Regions from separate parts of the Mus musculus genome. Here all the other regions are linked to region 5. A link is a loop called in an ENCODE intact Hi-C map of the cell type or tissue named here. Cell type or tissue: left cerebral cortex. All regions are shown on one strand. Region 1 has its middle 42 kb from the start of 4930444A19Rik. Region 2 overlaps Ankrd44 (ankyrin repeat domain 44). Region 3 overlaps Ankrd44 (ankyrin repeat domain 44). Region 4 overlaps Sf3b1 (splicing factor 3b, subunit 1). Region 5 overlaps Pgap1 (post-GPI attachment to proteins 1). Region 6 has its middle 48 kb from the start of Sf3b1.

Region 1 (4,000 bases), 85 kb before region 5:
GTGGCATCATCATGCCTGGCATAAATGCCAGTCTTTCTTATTGTTTGGTTTCCTAAGAATGGCAAGCACTGAATTTGTGCTCTTAACCACAAGAAGTTGCCAACTATGGAAACAGCAGGCAGGGAAGACTATCATCAAAGAAATGCAGGTTTTCTACCTGTGAGGTACTTGAAGGTCAATGTAGATGGGGTAGGGGTTCATTTCTTGTTTGGCAACATGGAATCATCAGGAACTATTGAAAGAACACATGTGATAGAGTGGTGTTGTCAGCCATCCAAAAACCATGGACTGAGGAGAGAGAAAAGATGGAAGAAAGCAAAACAGGGAAAGTCCCTAGGAAGGGTTTGTAGAGGCTGTGAAGAATATTTTTATATAGGAAATATAGCATGATGGTGAAGGAGAGATCTACATGAGAGCAGGAAGGAATTTTGGATGGGACGGGAGATTTAGGCTTGGAAATAACTGTGGAGTAGGCTTCAGAACACTTAAGACTTAGAGCATGAACTTTAAATATACGACTATCCTTACAGACCTTTTAACCAGATGCCAGGATGCAGGCACAAGGTAATTTGAACGTAGAGTTTGAGCAGAGATAGAGCTTTGCCAGTTGAGCAGGCGGAGAGGAAGGCAGGTAGACTTCATTATGCCTAAAGGCCATAAATATTCCAACCCAGGTCAGTAGGCAAGCTAAAACACGAGGAGGTGATGCAGAGTTTTTAAAAGGGTACAATCAGTGGGATGGAGATGAAGTGCTGGAAGAGTTGTTGAGTTGTAGCACTAATTGGTGAGCTGGCTTTGGGACATTGGCCATGGGAGTGTGTGGTTGAGGGTGATTAAAGGAAATGCACTGGAGGGGGAGAGCCAAATCCTGGAGGACTCAAGGGAAGTGACAAGATGGCTCAGGTGGTGCAGGCTACCCAAGCTTGAGAAACCTGAGTTTGGATCCCTAGCACCCACATAAAAGATAGGTGTGATAGTATACATCTATAGCTCTAGAGGTGGGTAGATAGAGACAGGAGGATTCCCCAGACCTTTCTGGGAAGCCAGTCTAATCAATTGGTGAGCTCCGCACTCTGAGCTCAGGAAGAGACCCTGTCTCAGAAAACAAGGTAGAGACCTATTTAAAAAAAAAGAAAGAAAGAAAGAAAGAAAGAAAGAAAGAAAGAAAGAAAGAAAGAAAAGATACCTGATGTTGATCTCTGTCCTCTAAATGAACACAAACCTGTATATATATATGACACACATACACACTGTATACATGTAGACACAGAATTCTAATTATTAAAAATATTTTTTAAAATCCCAAAGAGGCACAATATGGCAAATGGCTCTTTGAGCACACCCAGTTTGAGCAAAATCGGTGAGAAAGTCAGGCTACACTGAAGCATGTACTAGTCAGGTACTTTACTCAAGTACACACACTCAAACCTGACATTGTCACACTGGAGACTGCTTTCAGGATTAAGCTGAAGCTCTTAAAGGGAAAGGGGTCATATTTCTGCTAAAAAGAAAGAAAAAAGTAGCCCTTGTCTACGACGCAATAGCAGGTTTTAAAGATCATATGTTTTAACCTAAATGTGTTTTTCAGGCTCCTCAAAAAACATGACAGATGGCTGAGAGCTGTGGAAGAACAAAAGAGTATGCAGATCTGACAAGCACGTTAGAGATAATAGTGAAAGATGGAACCCTTCCCAGGGGCCCTCATAGGGAACAAAGGACTAACAGCACTGGAACTCAGTGAAGCTCTTGAACTGAAAACTAAACGGGCTTTAAAATAATGGTTTGTTTTTTTTTTAAAGACATTAACTTCTAACTGAAAAAAATAATATGGGTTCTAATTCCTTTGGATTTTTTTTTTCCTTCAGAAATTGTTTTACTTCCAATTCTGTGGTTTTATTTTACATGTATTTCAGGTCTGAGATTTATCCTGACTTACTGTGTTATGACTTAAAACCTGTAACGATTCTGCCACAGGACCATTACCTATTAATTCATTGACTCTCTGCTGAAATTCATTCACAGGAGGCTACTCCTCTGCATGTAAATTTTGATCAGGCTGCCAGGCACATTTTGTTTTGGCATTGAGGCTAAAGCCACTGATAAAGGGCCCAGTTGGTGCCATCTGGGAGCTTGCTTTGTGATGTCACAGCTGACACTAGAAATTAGATTGAGAAAACCAATTAATTTCTCACAATGTATTTCAGGTATTGAAAACGAAAAGCCTTTGAAAAGTGCTAACAATCGGTCCTAGAGATAAAAGCATTTATCCTAGTGTGTATTAGTGGCCTACCCTCACCAGCCCTGCCACCGCCTCACGGTCTGAGCATGAGGTGAATGATGCAGTACAGGAGACAATCTCACTAAACGTCACTTGTGATGAGAACTTTTGTGCCACAAATGAAAAAAAATCACCTTATTAAACTGCTTACTGCCTTTCAGTTGGAACAAATCCTAAACAGTTAACACACTCTGGGCTCCTACAGTGTTGAATACCTTAGATACAAGAGCTTATTGTCTCCACGAAGATATGGCTGCCTAGTGACAAATTTGGCCTCAAACATTGTCAAATGGATTTAAAAACATCTGTACCCTTGGGTCTTCTATATGTGGAATACAAACTCCTTTCTGTAGCCTTTTTTTGTTTTAAAATGAACACTATCATATGACTTAGCCTCTGGGTCAGTATATAGGAGGGATCAGGAATGACTCCCCAAAGCTGATGTGCATAAAGGCTTGGCCACATCCTGTGGCACTAGTAGGAGGCTGTTGACCATGGAGGAGGCGGGGCATAGTGGGTACTCATCCCTTAAAGGGGATGATGGGGGCCCTAGTCATTCTCATTTTTCTTTTCCAATCCTGGCCATGTGTGAGCATGAACTCTGTCACGTGGACCCATCATGATGTGATGCCCACCCAAAGCAAAGGGACCAATTAATCTTAGACTGAATTCTCTAAAATGCTGAGTCAAAAGGAGCACCTTTGAGAAACAGCTGAAAAAAATGTTCAACATCCTTAATCATCAGGGAAATGCAAATCAAAACAACCCTGAGATTCTACCTCACATCAGTCAGGATGGCTAAGATCAAAATTTCAGGTGACAGCAGATGCTGGTGAGGATGTGGAGAAAGAGGAACACTCCTCCATTGTTGGTGGGATTGCAAGCTGATACAACCACTCTGGAAATCAGTCTGTCAGTTCCTCAGAAAATTGGACATGGTACTACTGGAAGATCCAGCAATACCTCTCCTGGGCACATACCCAGAAGATGTTCCAACTTGTAATAAGGACACATGCTCCACTATATTCATAGCAGCCTTATTTATAATAGCCAGAAGCTAGAAAGAACCCAGATGTTTCTCAACAGAAGAATGGATACAGAAAATGTGGTACATTTACACAATGGAGTACTACTCAGCAATTAAAACAATGAATTCATGAAATTCTTAGGCAAATGGATACATCTGGAGGATATCATCCTGAGTGAGGTAACCCAATCACAAAAGAACACTCATGATATGCACTCATTGATAAGTGGATATTAACCCAGAAACTTAGAATACCCAAGATACAATTCTCAAAACACATGAAACTCAAGAAGAAGGAAGACCAAAGTGTGGATACTTCATTCCTTCTTAGAATGGGGGGAAAATATCCATGGAAGGAGTTACAGAGACAAAGTTCTGAGCTGAGATGGAAGGAAGGACCATCCAGAGACTGCTCCACCTGGGGATCCATACCATATACAACCACCAAACCCAGACACTATTGCATATGCCAGCAAGATTTTCCCAACAGGACCCAGATATAGTTGTCTCTTATGAGGCTATGCCAGTGCCTGGCAAATACAGAAGTGGATGCTCACAGTCATCTATTGGATGGAACACAGAGCCCCTAAAGAAGAGGCTAGAGAAAGTACCCAAGGAGCTAAAGAGGTCTGCAACCCTATAGGAGGAAAAATAATATGAACTAACCAGTACCCACACCCCCCCCCAGAACTGTG
Region 2 (4,000 bases), 160 kb before region 5:
GAAAAACCATATGCTATAATTAGATTTATGAACTTTTATCACAGAGCTTGTTGTTATACTCTTAATACTGTGTGCTGCTCTATGGAGCTATAATGAGTTACCTTCAGTCCTGCAGCACACAGAGCATAATTTTCTGGTGACGCCTTCTCTCTGTCCAAGTGATGTGTTGCGTGCACTGTTTCCATTTCTCAGGAATGCCATTTTAGGGGCAGTATTTCTTCTATCCAACAAAAAGATTTTTCTGTCCAAAAGGCAGAAAAGATTCTTTGATGAAATCAACTCTTGCCTTTGTAATTGCAGAGGTTCTTATTCATGGAGATTAGGAATAATCTATAGTAGGTATGGGAAAAAGTCCTTGATCTTCACTTGTAATGTTAGTTGAATCAGGACAGATTATCAATATAAATTAGTAGAAGCATCACCCTTGCTTGCCTTTAAGAAATAACCTCCGTGAGTCATTTATCACACAAATAGGATTTTCCTGAATGGTTATTGTTGGATCGAAAGGTTTATGTGTTCCATTTTGGAGTGCATCCTAAAATTCCTCTTGGGCACAGTCTGTACTTAGCAAAGTTCCTAAGCAGGCTGTGGACATTTTTAGAAGCCCCCACAACACTGAATAAAAGCAAACAGAGCAGAGAACAGTCTTGCACCACCCCATACACCACGTGTTCTTACACACACACACATACCAGTCATGTAGCACTACTTTGGCAGGTATCTTATCCTACTGCTAGCTCATCCAACAGTGAACCAGTTTGGGAGGAGATGGGATGGAGACGAAGGTTCTATACGAACGGGAAAGAAAACAGGGTCATCTCTGGGATAAGTGTTAAATGAAGAAGTAAGGCAAAGTAGCTTTTCTTTTTTTTTTTTTTTTTTTTGTATGGGAGAGCGTTTCTAATTTTTCCTCCCTCCTTGGGAACGCAATTCCATCACAGTCCCTAAAATCCCCATTACCTTAGGCACTAGATGTTAGGAAAGCAAGCCAATGAACCATATACACAAGGGGCAGATTTCTCTGATCCACTGTCATGCCAAATACCCCTTATCTCAAACAACCCCTCTTACCAGAGGTCATCTTTTTAACCAGTTGGCCCTGGTTCTTTGCCTGGTTTTTCCACAAATAGTCCTGTTTCAATGTACTCTGGGTCATTTATTAGAGTCTTTGAGCCAACTTTCTTCTGAGAAACCATTCTCTGTCTCTGTCTCCCTCTCCCTCTCCCTCTCCCTCTCTCTCCCCTCCTTCTCTGTGTCCCTCTCTTTATTTTATGTTCATTGGTGTTTTGCCTGCATGTATATCTGTGTGAGGGTGTCAGAAACCCTGGGACTAGAGTTACAGATAGTGGTGAGCTGCCATGTGGATACCGGGAATTGAACCCCGGTTCTCTGGAAGAGCAGATGGACATATGGCTCTTAACCATCTCCCCCAAAAGGCCATGTTTTAGTTCACACTCCCAGGCTGTGCTCTGACCTGTAGAGGGAACAGAATATAAATGAGTAATTTCCTCTAGACCAAGCTTTGTCTTTTGGGAGCTGCAGTGAGGTGAAGGCAGGTGGCCATTGGAACTAGCTGACTTTTGTACAGTTGGGGTCCTTTGCTCCCAGCCCCTCCTCTTAGCTAGTCAAGCTATTACTGATTGTATGCAGATATTAAATATGTATCATAAATTTTATGCATATGTATAAATGACTTTGACATTTAACTTAGTATATATTTAATTTTGCTTGGCATTCATGGTTTGTGGCTCTTGTCTATGATTAAAAGCTTAGAATTTATAAACCATACTTTTGTTTTCAACTTATTTTGCTGCAGCCAAAATGGAACAGAAATTACACACACTGTTTTAACTCTATTTTTGTATTTATACTGATTTTGAGCTGGTTCCATCAACAAAAATCTCCTAGAAAGTGATGGATTTCTCAGTCTTGACAGAAGAGCCAGGTTCGGGATTCCATCCCATCCACCTGCTTAAGCCAGTGTTCTCATTGCTTTTAATCAAAGATGCATGTCTTGAGCTTGCTCCAAAACTCTGCCCACCAATGTGTACAAAGAACTGCGATCAGTCAAATTCAATTGGACTCAAACTATCAAAGCAAAGCGCAGAGTTCATGTCTAATAAAGCACCTTGTGTCTGAATCAAATGCTTGCTAGAGTGGAGGAAGAGAGCTGGCAGAGGGCTCGGGCCTCTGCATGCAGCTGACTAAGAAGACAGAGATGCGGGAAGCATGCCCCTACGTGGAATTTCAGTTTCTGTTGGCAGTCCAGTTTTCTTTTACAATATCAAACATTTGTTTGTGAACACAAAGCCTCTAAGGACTTTGACTTTTAAAGTGGAAGAATGCATTTTCTAGTGTAATTACATAAATTGCCTACACCACTTTTAGAAAAATGGGGTGGAAAATAGACTTGAAATTAAATTCAGCCCAACGTTTTGCTAAGTGTAATCACTTGGAAGTTGGCTGTTTTCCCGGGATCTCCTGTGAACTTGAACTTTAACAATAAGAGTAAGTAGTGGGAGCAGACAATCCCTGCATGTGTATTCCAGAAGTGTCATGATTCTCTAAAGACAGCTATGTTCTGGGCAACTAAAAACAAAATCATGTTACATTCATATAAACTAGATGTTACTCATTTTTATTACAGACTTGAGCATTGTTAGCAACTGTCTCTGAATAGATACGTGTCTGTATAGAATGTTTTTCAGTGTCTAATTAAGCTTCTTCATTCATAGTAACAAAGTAGGGTTTAAAGGAGCTAGTCTTCCTTTTAAAAAAGTTACTTTTATGGTAGGAAGCAGTCACATCTAAAAGAAAGATCATCTGATGATAATCAGTGAATTTGAACCCAAATCTCCAGCAAACCTCTAAAAACTTGTTTCTGTCCCAGAAGTTCTATGAACTGCTCTTAGAGTTTGTGACTTTGAGCTTGCAGGGTTTGCATAAGAAGCACTGTGTGACCCTCAGCCATGCAAATGTGACCACTTGGCTGTTGACCTCAGTAGAAAGATGCACAGCTCTTAGATGGAACTCCAGGGAGGGGTCCAGATGGACACAGGCCTTCTGATGACACTAGCAGCCTTTCACTGTTAAGATGAGTCAGATGTAGGACATAACTATATATACATATACGTATACGTATACGTATACATATACATATATATTCAGAGCACTAGGGTAGACAATTTAGCAAGAGGTCTGATGCAGACCCTCATTACAGGATGTAGAAGATTCTTCTGGCTTCACTATGAATCAACCTAGCCATTGATGAAAGAACCACTTAGCAAAATCTATTATGATAAACACCTTCAGCTTTATCTTCCCTGGAGGGTCCAGAACAGTCGAGCTGTTGCCCCCACACTTCAAAGCTAAACACTAGTGCCTTAGCCCACTTAACTATGACTAAAGTCTAACTGGGAGAGACAGGAAGTTTAAGATCATGGAGAGATTTTTTTTTTTTAACTTAACTGTGCTATGTATCACACCATCCCCATGACAGGGAGAAAGGCTGTCTTGACCAAAAACCAAACAACTCAGCGAGGTGGCTTAGATATCTAATACATGTTCATGCACTTTAGTGAGCACAGTGGTCTAGCATATGATAAGTATAAAGGGCTCAATCAGACGTTGCTTTGCCAGGAGGCCATATAAAAAAGCCCATTGTGACATGTTACTCCTCTTTCAGGAGTGATGGAGGGGATGTGTCATATGTTTCCAATGCCCAGATGTGCGTCTGAGTTCACAGCTAGTTAAGGCACTCCTGAATCATGCCTTAGTTACCAGTGGTAGTGGAGGGAGGGTGGCTCAGTGCTCCTAGAGCAGAGGAGGGAGAGTCAATTACCAGGAAGCAGGGGAATTACTTAGGACAAAGGAGCTGCGAGGTCAGAGGGAAACCTACTATGGTATCTGAAAGAGAAATAACGTGAGCATTTAACCCAGGCAGGCGTCATTGCCAAAGGTTCATGCTGCTGATAAGACCATTGTCTGCTGCCTACTTAGC
Region 3 (4,000 bases), 100 kb before region 5:
AGTATGTTTTTAAATCAAGTATTATAAAGGGTGTAGACTTTTAGAAATTGTCCTTCTTGGTCTAGAGACTCAAGCCTCTGAATTATAGAAAGCAAGTATACATCAGTTCTTCCCACTGTTTGTATTCTCTTAAACAAATTGCATACATGCCTACAAAATAGACATTAAAAATACATATATATGTCATTTCTATGCAAATGGACTTTATATTACCAAGTTCTACTTTTAGTGTGTATATGTATATCTTTCCATACCAAATATAAAGATTTACCTTGCTTTGTAAAGCTGCACATTATTTCATTGAATGAATACATAGCATGTTGCATACCTGACTTCTTTAGAAGAATATTCATATTGCTTTCAATATTCTGCTATTTCTATTAAGTGGCACAGTATATACTCATATGTGAACCTGTTTACATGGGCAAGTGTGTATGGGAGATGGAATCCTAGCAATGGAGTTATTTCATCAAGGCTAACACTTTTCCCCGCTTGATGAGAAATGCCCATCTGCCCTCCCCAGAAACCCACCATCTGCATTAGATGATGCATGCTTTTAACACTTTTAGCTAACCAACCAATTAGCTACAAGTTAACCTTTAATGTTAAAAGTATCTGTCTGCTAGAAGAGTGGGAACTCACCAGAAGTCAAGATTAAAAGGTCAGAAAGAGGGCTGGAGAGATGGCTCAGTTAAGAGCACTGACTGCTCGTCCAGAGGTTCTGAGTTCAATTCTCAGCAACCACATGTGGCTCACAACCATCTGTAATGGAATAAGATGCCTTCTTCTGGTGTGTCTGAAGCTACAGTATACTCATATACATAAAATAAAATTTTTAAAAGGACAGAAAGACAGTAATTTCCTTATGGGGTCATTGCATAAGACTCCCCTTGAAACCTAAGTGGTACCATTCATATAGGTGATACTTCAGTAACCACCCTAAGTAGTTCTTTCTAAGAACTCTGGTCATTATCTCTGTCAGCCAAGAAGCTTTAAATCTTTAGAAAACACCGTACACATATTTCTTGGTAGTTTCTGCAGATAAAGTTGAAAGGCAATAAATTCATATGTGTTTGAAACCTTCAGGACAACCCTCCACGCGGCAGCCTTTGGAGATCATGCGGAGTGCTTGCAGCTGCTTCTGAGACATGATGCTCAAGTGAATGCCGTAGATAATTCAGGGAAAACAGCACTGATGATGGCCGCTGAGAACGGGCAGGCAGGAGCTGTGGGTATGTACTTAGGCTGTGGACAAGAGCCAGCTCTGTTCTAGCATGAACATCTGAAAGGGACCAGTTTACTGAAGTTGCCCATGAACTCAGTCATCTCTAGCTCTTTGTAACTGTATCACTGGAGGACTACATCCAAGTAAGCTAACACTTGAGTGAAATTGCCCAACATTTAAAAACAAAATATGATAGCAGAATCATCTTGTCTGGAAATCCCGACACTGTATTTGGGTTCAGCCTAGAGGCTGAGGACTGGTGCCCGACACTGTATTTGGGTTCAGCCTAGAGGCTGAGGACTGGTGGAAGAGCAAAACTCTGCAGGGAATGCACACTAGCCCAGCCAGTGCCCATTTGAATGGAACAAATCTGGCAGGAAACTACTCCTTAATTACAAATGTTAAATATTATTGTAATCTGTATTCACTTATGTTGTTTTGTAGCCACGTTGAACTATGTGATTGGCATTCAGTCTAAGTAACCTTCTCTTGGCTTTGTCTATAGATATTTTGGTGAACAGTGCCCAGGCTGACCTGACTGTGAAGGATAAGGACTTGAATACTCCCTTACACCTGGCTATCAGTAAAGTATGTAATGTGTTTAAATCATGGCTACTTAATGTTATAATCAGAACAATAGTACCTGAGACCTCTGTCCACCTGGAACCTACATAGCATGGATTTTACTTAGATGGCCATTTCTTAGGATGCTGTCAACTGTATATGAAAATGAAGGGAGAGAAGAAAGGGTCAATGCAATAAAAAAATATTGAAAAAAATCCCTGTTGCAGGGTTTCTTTTCACCTTACACCATTTATGTTCTTGAATTAAAGACACACACAGCCTTTATATTTTAATATTCCTTAGACAGCACAATGCTGTTAGAATCTACCTTTCTATCAATAACCCCATTGTTACATACTATGTTCAATCTGGGCTGCTCTTAGCTCCAATTAGGCAGCCCTCTGGGCCATGTTCTCTTGACCCTTACTTAGCCCATGGAGGCATATTCTCTCTCTCTCTCTCTCTCTCTCTCTCTCTCTCTCTCTCTCTCTCTCTCTCTGTGTGTGTGTGTGTGTGTGTGTGTGTGTGTGTGTGCGTGCGTGCGTGCATCCTCATGCATCTACCCATCCATCTGTCCATCCCAGATGGACAACATCTCTAACATCTCTGACACCTAGATGATACTAACAATGGTTGTCTATGCCCTTCATTAGCAAAGGCTTAGTAACCACGACCCTAGACCCAATCATTGATATTTTAATTATCAAGCATCGATTGCCATGTTATGATCCAGAGATGCCTGAATTTTTTTGGTTAAAGAAACAACACATACCAGAAACAGGGTTTCTTCAGAGCATCAGACAGAAATGAAGATATGTGATACAGATATCGGGTGTCATGGTAACTCCAGGAGAAGTGGATCACTGGAGTAGTAACTGAAGGCTTGAAGAAGGAGGAAAATGTTGTATGTTTAAAAGGCAGTGCTGAAAGATTCAAAGGATGCTGCTGACTCTGCCCTCCGTCACTCTCTGACCTAGCTAGGCTTGCATTTGCTTTCACTCTCTGGACATTAATTTTAAAAATTACCTTGGAAATATTCATATTAAGTATGAATATTTTAGATCAGTCACATGTTAAACAAGTCATAATAGGCCCTGTGTAGAAGCTTAAGAGTATCTTGGGTCCGTTTACTTTTTAGAAAGGAATTACTCAGAAAATAGTCTTGAATGTTTTCAGGCAGAGGAAGCTGGTACTCAACTGAAAGTACAATCAAGTTAGCATTCAGGAGCTTTTTCTATATCGCTGTCTCATGTTTCTTGCTCTTCTTTTTTAAATCAGGGCCATGAGAAATGTGCCTTGTTAATACTTGACAAGATACAAGATGAGAGCCTTATCAATGCGAAGAACAGTGCGCTGCAGACGTGAGTGTGACAATTGTAGCTTGACTTGGGCCCAGAGTCACAGGAGTTTACTTGTATTTATTCTTTGGGAGCTTCTTACATATATACAGTGAAATATAGCCATATCCACCACCATTTTCCTCCTCCAACGTCCCCCAGATCCCCCTAGCACATCCCTGACTCAATTAACCATTTTTTCAATTAACCCTTTACATCCAGTTTGTGTACATGCATGTGGACCATCCACTGGAGCATAGGAAACCTACTAGTGGCTACATCCCCAGCAATGACTCTCTCCCTGCCCCACTGCGATCCCCCTCAGTAAGGGGCAGGACCTAGCCTAGTGATTATTCATTTCATTGATGCTGGGATTTTTGCCTGGATTGATCTTGTACAAGTCATATGCAGTTAAACACAGCTACTGTGAGTTCTCGAAGGCAGTGGTTGGGTCATGTCCCAAAGATAGCATGCCACAGCTTTCCTCCCTATCTTCTTCCCTGAGGTGTTCCCTGAGCCTTGGCCTGTGGGGGAGGGGTTGGTAAAGATGTCTCACTTGGGGCGGGGCCAGAGTCATAGTATTTATCCAACACTCATTAAGAGCCTGACACATGCTAGTCTAATCTGAGAAGGAGTGCAGTGGTAGGTGCCAACCTAGCTTCACCTTCATGAACCTGCAATGTTGACAAGAGATGCATGATTTCAGGTAGAACTCTTATTTTGATATGACTCATATTATTTGTAAGATCTTTGTTCTCCTTACCAGTGTTGCTGTGCTTCATGATAAATTTAGTGAGCTTTTAGAAAAATCTTCTGGGCTTATGGACTGACACATCTGAGGAAAGTGTTTGTTTTATGTATTAGTGTTTTGTTG
Region 4 (4,000 bases), 440 kb before region 5:
GGTCATGTGAGAATTTGGCCTTTTAATTTTCTTTGTATTTTGAAAGCAAGATGTAAAGTTGTATTTAGGAGTTTGTTTTTTTTTTTTTTAATCTTCTTTTCTGGAGCACTTTAGGATTGTCAGATGTAACCAATCTCCCTTACTATTATCTATTTATATTTTACTTAAAAATGTTAAAAAGGAGAAATTTAGTACAGAAATTTAAAGTACAGAAATAGTAACAGCCCAAAATGTTTTGAGTTAATGGAAGAGAGGGCTCTAATAGAACTAGTGTATCAGCTGAAAAATAATCTAGCATCTTCTGTAAGAGGAAGGAGCAACCCTCAAGGTGTAATTTAGTTTTAGAAATTTCCTTTCTATGGTAAGGTATTTTGACTGGTTGAGATTTATTTATTTATTTTTTTTATACTATGAGTTCAAAGAAGATGACTTGGTTAAAAAAAAAGACTATCACGTCTTTTATCTATAAGTTAAAAACACAACAATCTCAGGTATGGTCACTCTTTTTCAAGGAATTATGATGAAGCAAACAAAAGGATTCCTGGGTTCAAAATCTCATTGTATTTAAACAGTGTTGAAAGTAACTCCTTTAGGACTGTGAAAGGGTTAGAAAAGGCTGAGAGTTCATAGGACCTGGCTGTTGGTAATCACTGTTCTTCCCATTTTGGGGAAAGGAGTAAGTAGTATAGAGCAGTTTAGAGCTTTAGCAGAATACTCTTTTAGCTCAGATATGTACAGATAATGACTTGCCAACAGTCTTTTAGCCACTTGTGATTCTCTGGTTTGCCAGAGTTGTAAACCATATGGTTAATCTGACAAACATGAGAAAAGCAGTGGAGAATCAGAGCTTCTAGTAATTCTAGTTAGATCAAGAGCCCTTGCTAGCTGTCTCTTTTTCTCTCTTCATAGGTAATTTCATGGAGACTAGAGGTCTGATTTGTTTTTCAGTTATAGGGACCCGTACTGATTTGATCTGACCTAGCTTTGGCTTATATTGTTGTGTTTGGCCACAACATAGGCTGTCCCCATATTTAAATGTCAGTGTACTAATAACATTTCAAAAGCAAATAAAATCTTTTTGTTACTGCATAACCCTCTTTTTTTTTTTTGTTTTTGTTTTAAAAATCCCTTCACTGATTTCTTTGATTTCTAAATGTAACAAGGAGCTGTTAATAGTTTTAAAAAATTGTAATTAGAATCTGGGGTCTTTATCCACTATCCACTGGTAGCTTATAACTTATTTTTACTGTACTGTAAAAAGAAAAAAGAAAAGTTGCAGTTCAGGTTTTAATAGTTCCTTGATTTCTGTCAAATAGGTATGCATAAGATGACACCACCAATTAAAGATCTCCTGCCTAGACTCACCCCCATTTTAAAGAACAGACATGAAAAAGTACAAGAGAATTGTATTGATCTTGTTGGACGCATTGCTGACAGGTAAACAGATTACATAGCAACAATTCTCGTTTGTATTTTAGTTCAAGTATAGGCAGTATTTCTTTTTAGATTAAGCAAGATTTCACTTTGAGTGGTAATAGGAAATAGTGGTATAGTGTTTTGTTTTGTGTGGGTGTCTTCCTCTCCCCCTCACCCTGGCACCCTGCACGGGGTTTTTCTGTATCTCTGGCTGTCCTGGAACTCACTCTGTAGACCAGGCTGTCTTTAAACAGAGAGCCACCTGCCTCTGCCTCCCTCCTGAGTGCTGTGATTAAATGTGCCACCACTGCCTGACTTAGCAGTATAATTTTTTAAAATATTTATTTATTTATTATATGTAAGTACACTGTAGCTGTCTTCAGACACTCCAGAAGAGGGCGTCAGATCTCATTACGGATGGTTGTGAGCCACCATGTGGTTGCTGGGATTTGAACTCAGGACCTTCAGAAGAGCAGTCGGTGCTCTTAACCACTGAGACATCTCACCAGCCCCCGCAGTATAATTTTAAAACCAAGTCAGGCTTGCTTTCTTTCTTTTTGTTATTTTCTTTTCTTTTGAGACAAGGTCTGACGGTATCCTTGGATGGCCAGGAATTCACTGTACAGACCAGGTTGGCTTTGAATTTAAATCAGGGATTAAAGCTGCACAGCATCACTTAACAAGTCAGGCTTTTTAAAAGGGTGATAATAGTTTTCATTTAATATTTAAGATGGATTAATAACGATTTCAGAATTGAATATGCACATTCACTCTCTAAATGCTCATTAGAGTAGTAGAACCCTTATTTGGCATTCATGGGCCCTGGGCTTCATCCCCAACACTACAAAAACAAAGCAAAACAAAACATCAAAATGCATTAACAAAATGTTAATTCATTTAATTGCATTTTTTTTTTTTAATTTAGGGGAGCTGAATATGTATCTGCAAGAGAATGGATGAGGATTTGCTTTGAGCTTTTAGAGCTCTTAAAAGCTCACAAAAAAGCTATTCGAAGAGCTACCGTCAATACATTTGGTTATATCGCAAAGGCTATTGGGTGAGTAGGTTATAATAAACCCATTGTGTTGGAAAGTACTTTCATGTAGACATATCTTTGGAGGCATAGTATAGTTAATCATTTGAAGAAAAAGCATTTTATTTAACCAGTGACCTTAAGAATATTTTCTTATATTTTTGTTTAACTCAGAAGGCTTTAAAATTTTCCCTAGCAAAGTATAGGTATTTTTAGAGGCACATTCAAGTTTTTGTTGGTCCTATTTTAGAATATTGCTTTTTTTTGTTTGTTTTTTGAGATGGGAGTCTATCCATGCATTCTTGGCTGTCCTGGAACTTGGTATGTAACCAGGCTGGCCTCAAACTCATAGATCTGCCTATTTCTGCCTTCCCAGTGCTGAGATCAAAAACATATTAAGAACATGTACCATTATGCCTGGCTGGAATATTGCTTAAAACATTAAGGAATGAGTATTCTACAGTCTTTTACTCTCCTCACATTGTCAGATTGTGGGCCTTGGTTTTAATTGCTCTTAACAAAATGAAGCTTCTCTGCGGCCAGAAAGGTGACTCAGCAGGAAAGAGCCCTGCCCATTGTTGCAGAGGAGCCAGGTTTGATCTCGGCCTCCACTTGGCTCACACAACCTATGACTATAAACTCCAGTGCCAGGGGATCTGATCCCCGGTGCAGACAGTGAACACATGCAGACAACACTCATACGTACAAAAATAAGTGAAGGTTCTCAACCTCTGATAAGGTCGAGAAGTGCACTGATTTATGGGTATAAAGAGGAAAAAGTTAGGGTGCAGTTTATCATGTCCATTAAACATAATAGTGGGCAATTACATTATACCCCTTATTCTCAAGATTTGGTGATCATTTTGGAAGAGGGGATGTAAAGATTGTAAAAGTCAGAGGTAGTAGGCATCTGCAGCAGAAGAACACTGTTTGGACACGACATTGCAATTGCACACATGAACTCACATCAGTCATGACTGCAAGGACGAGATCAAGTCAGCCAAACTAGCTGCATGGGTGGGAGAGGGATTCTTGAAGTCTCACTCTATCTGGGTAGCTATTGGCAATTGGTGACTTCTCCAGAGATTCAGTTTTAAGAGATGTGGCCCCTGAAAGTCTGTACATACTTCAGTAAACGTCTACACCCACGCACATACTACTAGCACTATCTGGACTTAGTGGGTTTAATTTCTTTTTAAAGATTTATTTATTTTATGTTTGTTGAATGTTTTGCATGCATATATATGCATGTGTGTACACCTGTGCATACCTGCTGCCATTGGCGCTCAGAAGAAGGTGTTGGATGCCCTAGAACTAAAGGTATGGATGGTTGTGAGCCATCAAGTGAATGGTGGAGTCAAACCTGGGCCCTCTGGAAAAGCAGCTAGTGCTCTTTACTACTGAGCAGACTTAACTCGGTGGATTTAATAAAAACAACATAAAGTTGGGGAGGATGATGGAGGAAGGGAGAGAGAGGAGACACATTAGAAAGGAGAGAAGGAGGGATGGATTTGATCAAACTACATTTATGTGCATGTATAACATTCTTAA
Region 5 (4,000 bases):
GATGATTTCTCTTCGCGCCCAGTGATGGGCGTGCGTCAGATTTCGCTTTTCTGGAAAGAAGCAGCGTCTTGCAGAGTTGCCAAAGCTGATTTAAAAAAGAGGCTCTGAGGTTTTACCTCTGGGTGAAGTGACAGACTGGCCTGATTAATAATTAAACTGAAAACTATCTAGTTTTCCTCCGGTGGAGAATTTTGCCGATCCACCTGTTCTGTAGGTTTTGAGTCCGTGGGTGTGTGAGTGTGCGTACCTGTGTTTTCGCATGCCTCTGAACAGTCAGTGACCTGCATAATCGATTACGATATCTGTTATAATCGGTTGCATGTACATTCTGGTGTTATTTTGTCTTCTCACTGGGTTTAACAGGATCTGCCTCCTCTTTCATCGCCCCCCCCCACCTCCTCTGTTCTAATTTGAATGCTTTCATTAATTGCTTCATTTGTTCCGCGTAGTAGAATCTAAAATTTCATTCATGACCAGCAGTAGAAAGAGATGATAACAAATTACACAGCTGTCAGGAGAAATTCCCTTTGGTGATATTTTTCTTGAGATTTCTAAATGAATCTAAATTTTGGAATATCTATTATAATAACTCCTATAAAATATGCATAATACATTTTGATAAGGTGCATTCTTAGTATACTTTTAGGATCATAGCAGATTTTTTTTTCTGTCGATAAAGAATGAAAATCAGGATTGAGTCTGTGTACAGGTCCTTATAGAGGGAGCCTGTTTGATGCTCTCTTATTTACATTTAAAAACTGAAGTTTAAGTTGCTGAGGAGCAAGCATCCTTTCCCATGGATATTTTCTAGTAGATGAGTTCCTACCTTGATTTTGCATCAGTGGTTATGAGGGAAAGTGAACACTGCATTTCAGATGCTTTTGGAGATTTTTAACAAGTTAGTGTTAATTCCAAAGCTAATGAACTGATATGATGTTGGCTTATGTTCATTAGAATCTTAATAGTTAAAAATAAGAACTTTAGGGTTTTTTTAAAAACTGAAAATAGAGTTTATTTTAGTTCTCTTTCATTGCCTATGATTTAATAATTTGAAAACTCGGTAATATTGAAGCAGGTCGCTTTAGTGTAGTACTGTATTCAGTGGTTACAATAAAATCATTTTGGAACAATAGTTTCCATTTATTTTTAGATTTCCCACAATTATTTGGTCTGTTTTAATATTTGCAGTAGTAGAAATTGCCTCCATGTTCAGAACAAAGCATATGGATCTCACAGATGGGCCTTGTGCCTCATGAAATTGACTAGAAAGAGAAAATTAGTGTCATTGAGACAAAAGAGCTAGTGGGCTTTTTTTGTCGGTATGTAGTTATTTTGGTACAAATTGCTGTTTTGGAGTTTGACACTTAATAATTTGTGTGCACAGTAATAATCATAGTGGTGGAAGTTTTAGTACACATTTTTAGCAGACTTTGAATGAATTATGTTATTTTACAAACAGAATTAAGGCCTACCTATAGAAATGAGCCCTTTTGAATAAATATTGAGATTTTTAAGAGCCAAGTGGCTTTCTTATGAGTAAAGCTGTACTAAAGATAGCTTATCTCTTGCCTTCTAGATTAGCATTTCTGAAGCTTTCTAATTGTTTGCAGGTTGGTGTCCAGCAGGTGGCATGACCTCCTCTTGATATCTCATCCTTCTTGAGGCCTTTTTCTTTTCTCTTTTTAAAAGTTGCTTATTTGGGAATGCCAGGGCCAGGAAAAAGCAGGGAGTGAATGGGTTGGTGAGCAGGGATGGGGGAAGGGGATAGGGGGTTTTCGCAGGGGAAGCCAGGGGATAACATTTGAAATGTAAATAAAGAAAATATCTAATTTAAAAAAAAGTTGCTTATTTGTGCCTTTCTTAGCTAGTCAGCAAAAAAAGATAAACATCCTCTTTTTTTTTTTAAAGTGACAGGAATTTGAAGCTCTTTGCAAAAATGAAATTTTGAATTTAAAATGGCTTATTATCTCTATTCATCCTTTGCCTGTAGTTTCTTGGATGCACTTATGTGGAGTTAACTTTATTTGATGGCTCTTCAGTCTACCATATCGTTTATAGCTTCTTGCTCTATGATGCCAGTAGGGCCAAACGGTTGTTCAGCTGCACATAAATTGTAAAATTTGAGCAGAAACACCTAAGTTGTTTTCTCTCATGCGCTCATTTGGGTCTGTTCATGTGTGTGACCTAATGCTTGCTCTCTGAAAGGAGATGTTGATGCTGCAAATATAAACCATACTTTATCATAAAGCATGCTGATGTTTATTTAGACAGTCACTTACTGAATGACTAGGTCTATTTGGCATGAGAGGATGTTAGTGATAAAAGGCCCCTAGGCCTTTAGTATATATATTTTAACAAGAAGAGAGACAAAGATATAAAAATCAATTATAATGTAGCAAGAGACTGTGTACAAGGCTCTTCAGAGAAGAAAGAATATGCAAGTCTGTCCTGGCTCAGAGGTAAAGAGCACTTGCTGCTCTTGCATGGAGCCTGGGTTCAGTTTCCAGCACCTAACTGGTGGTTTACAACCACTCTTAACTCCAGTTCCAACCAGACACCCTCTCTTCTGGCTCCACAGGCAAAATACAAAAAATAAAAAATATAACATTTGAGATGCAAACGAATGGAATGATTAATAATAAAACCCCGCTGACGTGAGGGATCAGGAGAGCTGAGCACGGGCATGCAAGTCCTTTGGCTAGCACATATGAAGGAGGGAAGATGCTGGGGCATGCTGTCTGATCAGCTTTTATAACATATTACTATTGATAAGGAGGAAATAATCTATAAATGTATCAGCCTGTGTACATCCAAATTATACTTGGCAGCACATATAAGGTGGTTAACATCCGTTGTCATCTGGATGGGGAACTGACCAGCTCTGGACCATGGTAAGAGACCTTCTTTTCAATTCCTGTCCTTATGAAGTTGAAAAAAATTTAAATACATTAAACACAAAATTTAAAACATGGCATTTGTAAATTATAAGAGTGAGGTAGATTTTGGAATCAAAATTTAAAAGCTACCCTCTCTAAAGTCTATTTAATTTATGTATACAGTATGGAAATACATGAGGATGTGTTTAGCTAGATGGTTTGGTAGCAGCATGAACTGGATTGTAGCAGAGGATTTATGACAAGAAGAAAGGCCTGTCTGATAGGTTAAATTATGTCTAGGTGGGTTTTTCCTGTTTTAACCAAGCAGGAGTCCTTAGGCCTACTCTTGGGAGTAGCCTCAGTCAAGGGCTGAGAGCTCCTACTAAGAACTTTAAAATGTCTGCATTTATTTGATAATTTTGTTTTCTTTTTGTTAAACCATAGATAGCAAACTTTCATAGTTTTCATTTACAAGAGAAAGATATATGTTATATATACACACGCACGCAAGAACACACACACACACACACACACACACACACACACAGACATCACAAAATAAGACCTTTGCTTTCTTAAGTCAGTGTTCTCTAGCAGATGAGGGGGTTGTTAGAACGCTTGTCTTTTGGGAAAGGTGTATACTGACAATGAGAGCAGCCTCTTCTGAGTTGCAGTCAAGGCAGTACGGACTGCAGAGTTGCCTCATGGGAGTACTAGTTAATGCAGAGGTCACTGTCGCGGAATGTCTTTTTTAGGAGAGAGTTTGCTTAAATTGTCCATATGAAGTAATTTGTATTGGAGCCCTACAGCTATGCTTCTTCAATTATGCACCTTTCTTCTCAGCATAGCATCCCTTCTGTGCGCCCACCAGTTGCCTCTCCTATTGTCTTGTTCTAGATCTTGTGTTCTGCCTGGAGGTGTCATTTGCCTGCATTTCTTACCATTCATGTTTCCTCTTCTCTTCTCCTTTCCCCTCCCCTCCTTGACTCGCCATCTCCCTTACCTTTCCCCCACCTGTTTATTTTTAGAATATGTGTATATTGTTAATTTTTAAATGATATAAATATTTTACAATGAAATTGCCCATAAGATAGCATGTTATAAAATATGTCAAATATGTTGTT
Region 6 (4,000 bases), 420 kb before region 5:
AGCTGGAGCCTAGAAGACAATGTGTGTGCTACAAAGGGCAGGGCTGGAGACATGACCTAAGCTCTTGGAGGAGCCCAGATTGTGAGTTGGATTCCAGAATTGGATGGTTGGTGTCTGCTTTTGGTTGTGACTGTGCCCTGATATTTTTCCCTCTTGAAGAAAGTAATTTAGTGGAGCCCACAGTTAAGAGACTTCTAATTTTAAAAAGACTTTGGATTTTAAAAGATATTTTAAAGGGATGGGACTTTTAATATGCAAGACTGTGGGACTTATAATGTTATTTAGATCTTGGGAATGAATACGAAAGTAAGGGTTGAGGCCTAATAGTGATGTGTTTGTGAAGTTGACAAGGGGTCAGTTTTACTGGCTGGTTTTGTGTGTCAACTTGACACGGGCTGGAGTTATCACAGAAAAAAGGAGCTTCAGTTGGGGAAATGCCTCCATGAGATCCAGCTGCAAGGCATTTTCTCAATTAGTGATCAAGCAGGGAGGGCCCCTTGTGGGTGGTACCATCGCTGGGCTGGTAGTCTTTGGTTCTATAAGAAAGCAAGCTTAGCAAGTCAGTAAAAAAAAAAAAAAATCCTTCCATGGCCTCTGCATCAGCTCCTGCTTCTTGACCTGATTGAGTTTCAGTCCTGACTTCCTTTAGTAATGAACAGTGTTTTGGAGGTGTAAGCTGAATAAACCCTTTCTTCCCCAACTTGGTTCTTGGTCATGATGTTTTGTTCAGGAATAGATACCTTGACTAAGACAATGCTTTGTAATTTATGAACAAATATCCATTGCTTATTTACTTTTCACAGCGGCCTTCGGAAGTAGACATTTATTCCTGCTGTCTGGAGGAGAAAGGGCTCTGGGAGGTTGGGAAGCGGCATGTAGTCAGCTGGCACTGGCTTGACTCCTAGCTGATATCACCAATGGATACATTTAGTATGCCAGGATTTTAAGTGCTGAAATTGAGTTTTGGTCTTAGTCTTGTAGAATAGTTATTTTAAAAATACCCAACCCAGGGACTGAAACAGTGACCTCATGTATGACCACACATGCTCTGTTTTGAGATGAGGTTTTACCAGGTAGCCCCAACTGACTTCAAACTGGAAATCCTTCTGCCTCAGTCCTCTAGCACTGGCATTATAGGTGTGCACTACCATGCCCAACTCAGTTCCTCTCTTGCTGTTACCTGAACTGGCTGCCCTGCCTTGGCATATGCCAAGGTTCATGGGTCCTCTTCACCTGACTGGCTCCTGCCAGTTCTTTGACAACAAGCTTCTTTGACTGTGTGGTCCAGCCTTTTAAGATATGGCAGCACCCACGATCCATACTGCCCCTCACTCTGCACTCAGGTTTCTCTTCACTCAGGTGGACTGTGTATATCAACAGAGCATGGAGGACTCCCTGCTTATCCTCCTGTCCATGGCACCTGTGCCAAGGGACTCAATCTGAAAGCTGACCCCTGAATTATTTCAAGACAGATTGTTGATGCCAAGAACTGTGCAAGAAATTAGAAGCATGAGAGTGGGCAGACATATTTTCAAGCAAACAACTCTTTGGTGGTAACTCACAAGGGGTGAAAGTTCACTGTGAAGAGCTTTGTTCAAAACATTCTGATTTCTGTAGTATACTTAGTTTCTGAAAGGGGGCAGCAAAGCCCAGGAAAACAGACTTCCCACTTTGAGTAATTTGAAAAGAGAACAGTCCTAGAAATCTGACAAGCCTTATGGATGAATAAAGGCTGCTAGGAAGGGTATATTTTTATTAAATGAATATTTACAATTACTTGATGTATGTTTTAAAAGACAAAGGCTGTTTAAAATAATGTAAACAAGCATTTCTCTCATTTATTACAAAAGTATTTTAAAATTGAGTGCTTTTTTTTTTTGCCACCATTTGACCATAATTTATAAACCTTCAAACTCAAACAGTAACTGGTAATATTCTGTGCCTAGAGCCAATGTGACTGAAGCCCTCAAGAACCACACAACAAGTCGGGCAGTGGTGTTGCACGCCTTTAATCCCAGCACTTGGGAGGCAGAGGCAGGCGGATTTCTGAGTTTGAGGTCAGCCTAGTCTACAGAGTGAGTTCCAGGACAGTTAGGGCTACACAGAGAAACCCTGTCTCGAAAAACAAAACAAAACAAGAACAGACAACATCACACACCTTTTAGGCGAGGGAGCCCGGATTCACACGTGAGCTGTTTGGCTCCAAGAGCTGATGTTTTTTGTTTTTTTCCCCAACATTTCACTCTGCTTCTTTCAGGATAAAGGTCCCCTTTTTGCTGTATATTGATTTAAAAATTAAAAATATTTATTTGTATTTTACATGGATGAGTATTTTGGCAGCAGGTATGATGTATATGCTGTGTAGTCAGGAGGAAGGCAGTGAGAGAGAGAGAGAGACAGACAAAACCTGCCTATTTCCTACAAGCAAGTAATCAAAGGATGCATTTTTAAATTTTGATTTAATAGTTTTTGAGGATACAAGGGAATACAGATTTTGCCAGAAGCACATGAGGGTTTCTTCCTGCAGTTCAGAACTGATATAGTTTAAGAGGAGAGGTAGAGAGCCAGTTGGTAGATCCAGCAAACATTAAGCTCCACAGAAGAGAGAAGTTAGGGAGAATGAGTGAGCAGATGCCTTAAAGATCTATAAAAATCTTGCCAGGACAATTTATCTTTGAACGTGGACTACTCATGGGATTCTTGGGATTTCTTTGCCTAATATGACAAAAAATAAAGCCTGGAAATAGGCTTATATAGTAAGTAGCGGGAATTTAATTGAAGTTACTTACAGAGAAATAAAAATATTGAGGCATTGGATCTTTAAAAATTAGATCAGGCTGGAGAGGTGGCTTAGCGGTTAAGAGCACTGACTGCTCTTCTGAAGATCCTGAGTTCAAATCCCAGCAACTACATGGTGGCTCACAACCATCTGTAACAAGAACTGATGCCTTCTTCTGGTGTATCTGAAAATAGCTACAGTGTATTTACATATAATAAATAAATAAATCTTAAAAAAAAAAAAAGCCAGGCAATGGTGGCACACTCCTTTAATCCCAGCACTTGGGAGGCAGTGCAGGCGGATTTCTGAGTTTGAGGCCAGCCTGGTCTACAGAGTGAGTTCCAGGACAGCCAGGTCTACACAAAGAAACCCTGTCTCAAAACAACAACAAAATTAGATCAAAGGCAGGGGGTAGGTCGCCTAGCCTATCTCAGACAGTAGAAATTTAGGCCTTGAGAATTATATAAGAGAGAGCCTGAAAACAGGTTTATATGTTAAGTAGACAGAGATATTAAATAAGTAATGCAGGCCTTGATCTCACGAAGGGCAGGGCAGGAGAAAGCAGAACACAGTCTCATCAGTTAATATTTGCTTAGATTGCTTTATTTACTTTGAATTGTTTTATTTATCAGAATGAGTGTGGTTATGAGTTTGGTGGTTATATTAAAATTCCTCTGGAAGAGAGGTCAAACTAAACATTTCATGATTTCTGGGTACTGGACCAAGGACTCGTGATGTTGAGAGTCTCTGAATTCGTGTTGACAGGATAGGAGAAGAGACTGGTGGACTCCATCCAGAGTCATATATATCAGGAGTCCTCCTGAAGAACTAGAAAAGTTTGAGAAACTCAAACAGGACAGGTAGAGATTCTTTGTGCCATCCTTTACATGACAACGAATGAAGACTTCTTATAATTGGTTATTGATAAAATCAACTCATAAAAAAGACAGCTATCCTTCACCTGCTCAAACAAGGAGTAGAATTTCATCCTTAACTGATTTGTGCACCCTGCACAATCTGCATGAAAATCTTTTTATTCTTTAAAAAATTATGTATTTGTTTGTTTATTTAATGTATGTGAGTACACTGTTGCTGTCATCAGACACACAAGAAGAGGGCATTGGATCCCATTTCAGATGGTTGTGAACCACCATGTGGTTGCTGGGAATTGAACTCAGGATCTCTGGAAGAGCAGTCAATGCTTTTTTAACTGCTGAGCCA

What was found. Peaks named below come from ENCODE experiments on the same cell type or tissue, not always from the same donor. Only the 100,000 strongest peaks of a DNase experiment are listed, where the experiment ranks them.
Region 1: it touches region 5 in a loop (2.1-fold over the local background); 2 of 42 quality-filtered maps call a loop at or near these places.
Region 2: a loop joins it to region 5, with 2.9 times the contacts of the local background. A loop is called at or near these places in 2 of 42 quality-filtered maps.
Region 3: a loop joins it to region 5, with 2.1 times the contacts of the local background. A loop is called at or near these places in 3 of 42 quality-filtered maps.
Region 4: it touches region 5 in a loop (2.8-fold over the local background); 4 of 42 quality-filtered maps call a loop at or near these places.
Region 6: it touches region 5 in a loop (2.5-fold over the local background); 2 of 42 quality-filtered maps call a loop at or near these places.

What each region holds. Positions count from the first base shown.
Region 1 is chr1:54,638,006-54,642,005 of GRCm38, reverse strand. No RefSeq gene overlaps it. Among named protein-coding and RNA genes, the nearest start is that of 4930444A19Rik, 42 kb to the left of the region's middle. In left cerebral cortex, no CTCF peak of the experiment used is centred here; a DNase peak (open chromatin) is centred at 1,659.
Region 2 is chr1:54,713,752-54,717,751 of GRCm38, reverse strand. All of the region lies in intron 16 of Ankrd44 (ankyrin repeat domain 44), which reads left to right. All of the region lies in intron 1 of 4930444A19Rik (a long non-coding RNA gene), which reads right to left. Among named protein-coding and RNA genes, the nearest start is that of 4930444A19Rik, 34 kb to the right of the region's middle. In left cerebral cortex, no CTCF peak of the experiment used is centred here; DNase peaks (open chromatin) are centred at 190, 615, 2,450 and 3,790; H3K27ac peaks cover 1,251 bases.
Region 3 is chr1:54,652,893-54,656,892 of GRCm38, reverse strand. Ankrd44 (ankyrin repeat domain 44) reads left to right here. Exons shown (of 28, transcript NM_001081433.3): 24 at 1,087-1,232; 25 at 1,731-1,813; 26 at 3,068-3,150. Among named protein-coding and RNA genes, the nearest start is that of 4930444A19Rik, 27 kb to the left of the region's middle. In left cerebral cortex, no CTCF peak of the experiment used is centred here; no DNase peak of the experiment used is centred here.
Region 4 is chr1:54,992,803-54,996,802 of GRCm38, reverse strand. It overlaps Sf3b1 (splicing factor 3b, subunit 1), which reads left to right. Exons shown (of 25, transcript NM_031179.2): 21 at 1,317-1,437; 22 at 2,342-2,473. Among named protein-coding and RNA genes, the nearest start is that of Sf3b1, 33 kb to the left of the region's middle. In left cerebral cortex, no CTCF peak of the experiment used is centred here; no DNase peak of the experiment used is centred here.
Region 5 is chr1:54,553,188-54,557,187 of GRCm38, reverse strand. The region is part of intron 1 of Pgap1 (post-GPI attachment to proteins 1); the gene reads left to right. Among named protein-coding and RNA genes, the nearest start is that of Pgap1, 2.5 kb to the left of the region's middle. In left cerebral cortex, a CTCF peak has its summit at 1,603 (motif pointing right); no DNase peak of the experiment used is centred here; H3K4me3 peaks cover 1,564 bases; H3K27ac peaks cover 341 bases.
Region 6 is chr1:54,977,068-54,981,067 of GRCm38, reverse strand. No RefSeq gene overlaps it. Among named protein-coding and RNA genes, the nearest start is that of Sf3b1, 48 kb to the left of the region's middle. In left cerebral cortex, a CTCF peak has its summit at 1,632; a DNase peak (open chromatin) is centred at 1,593.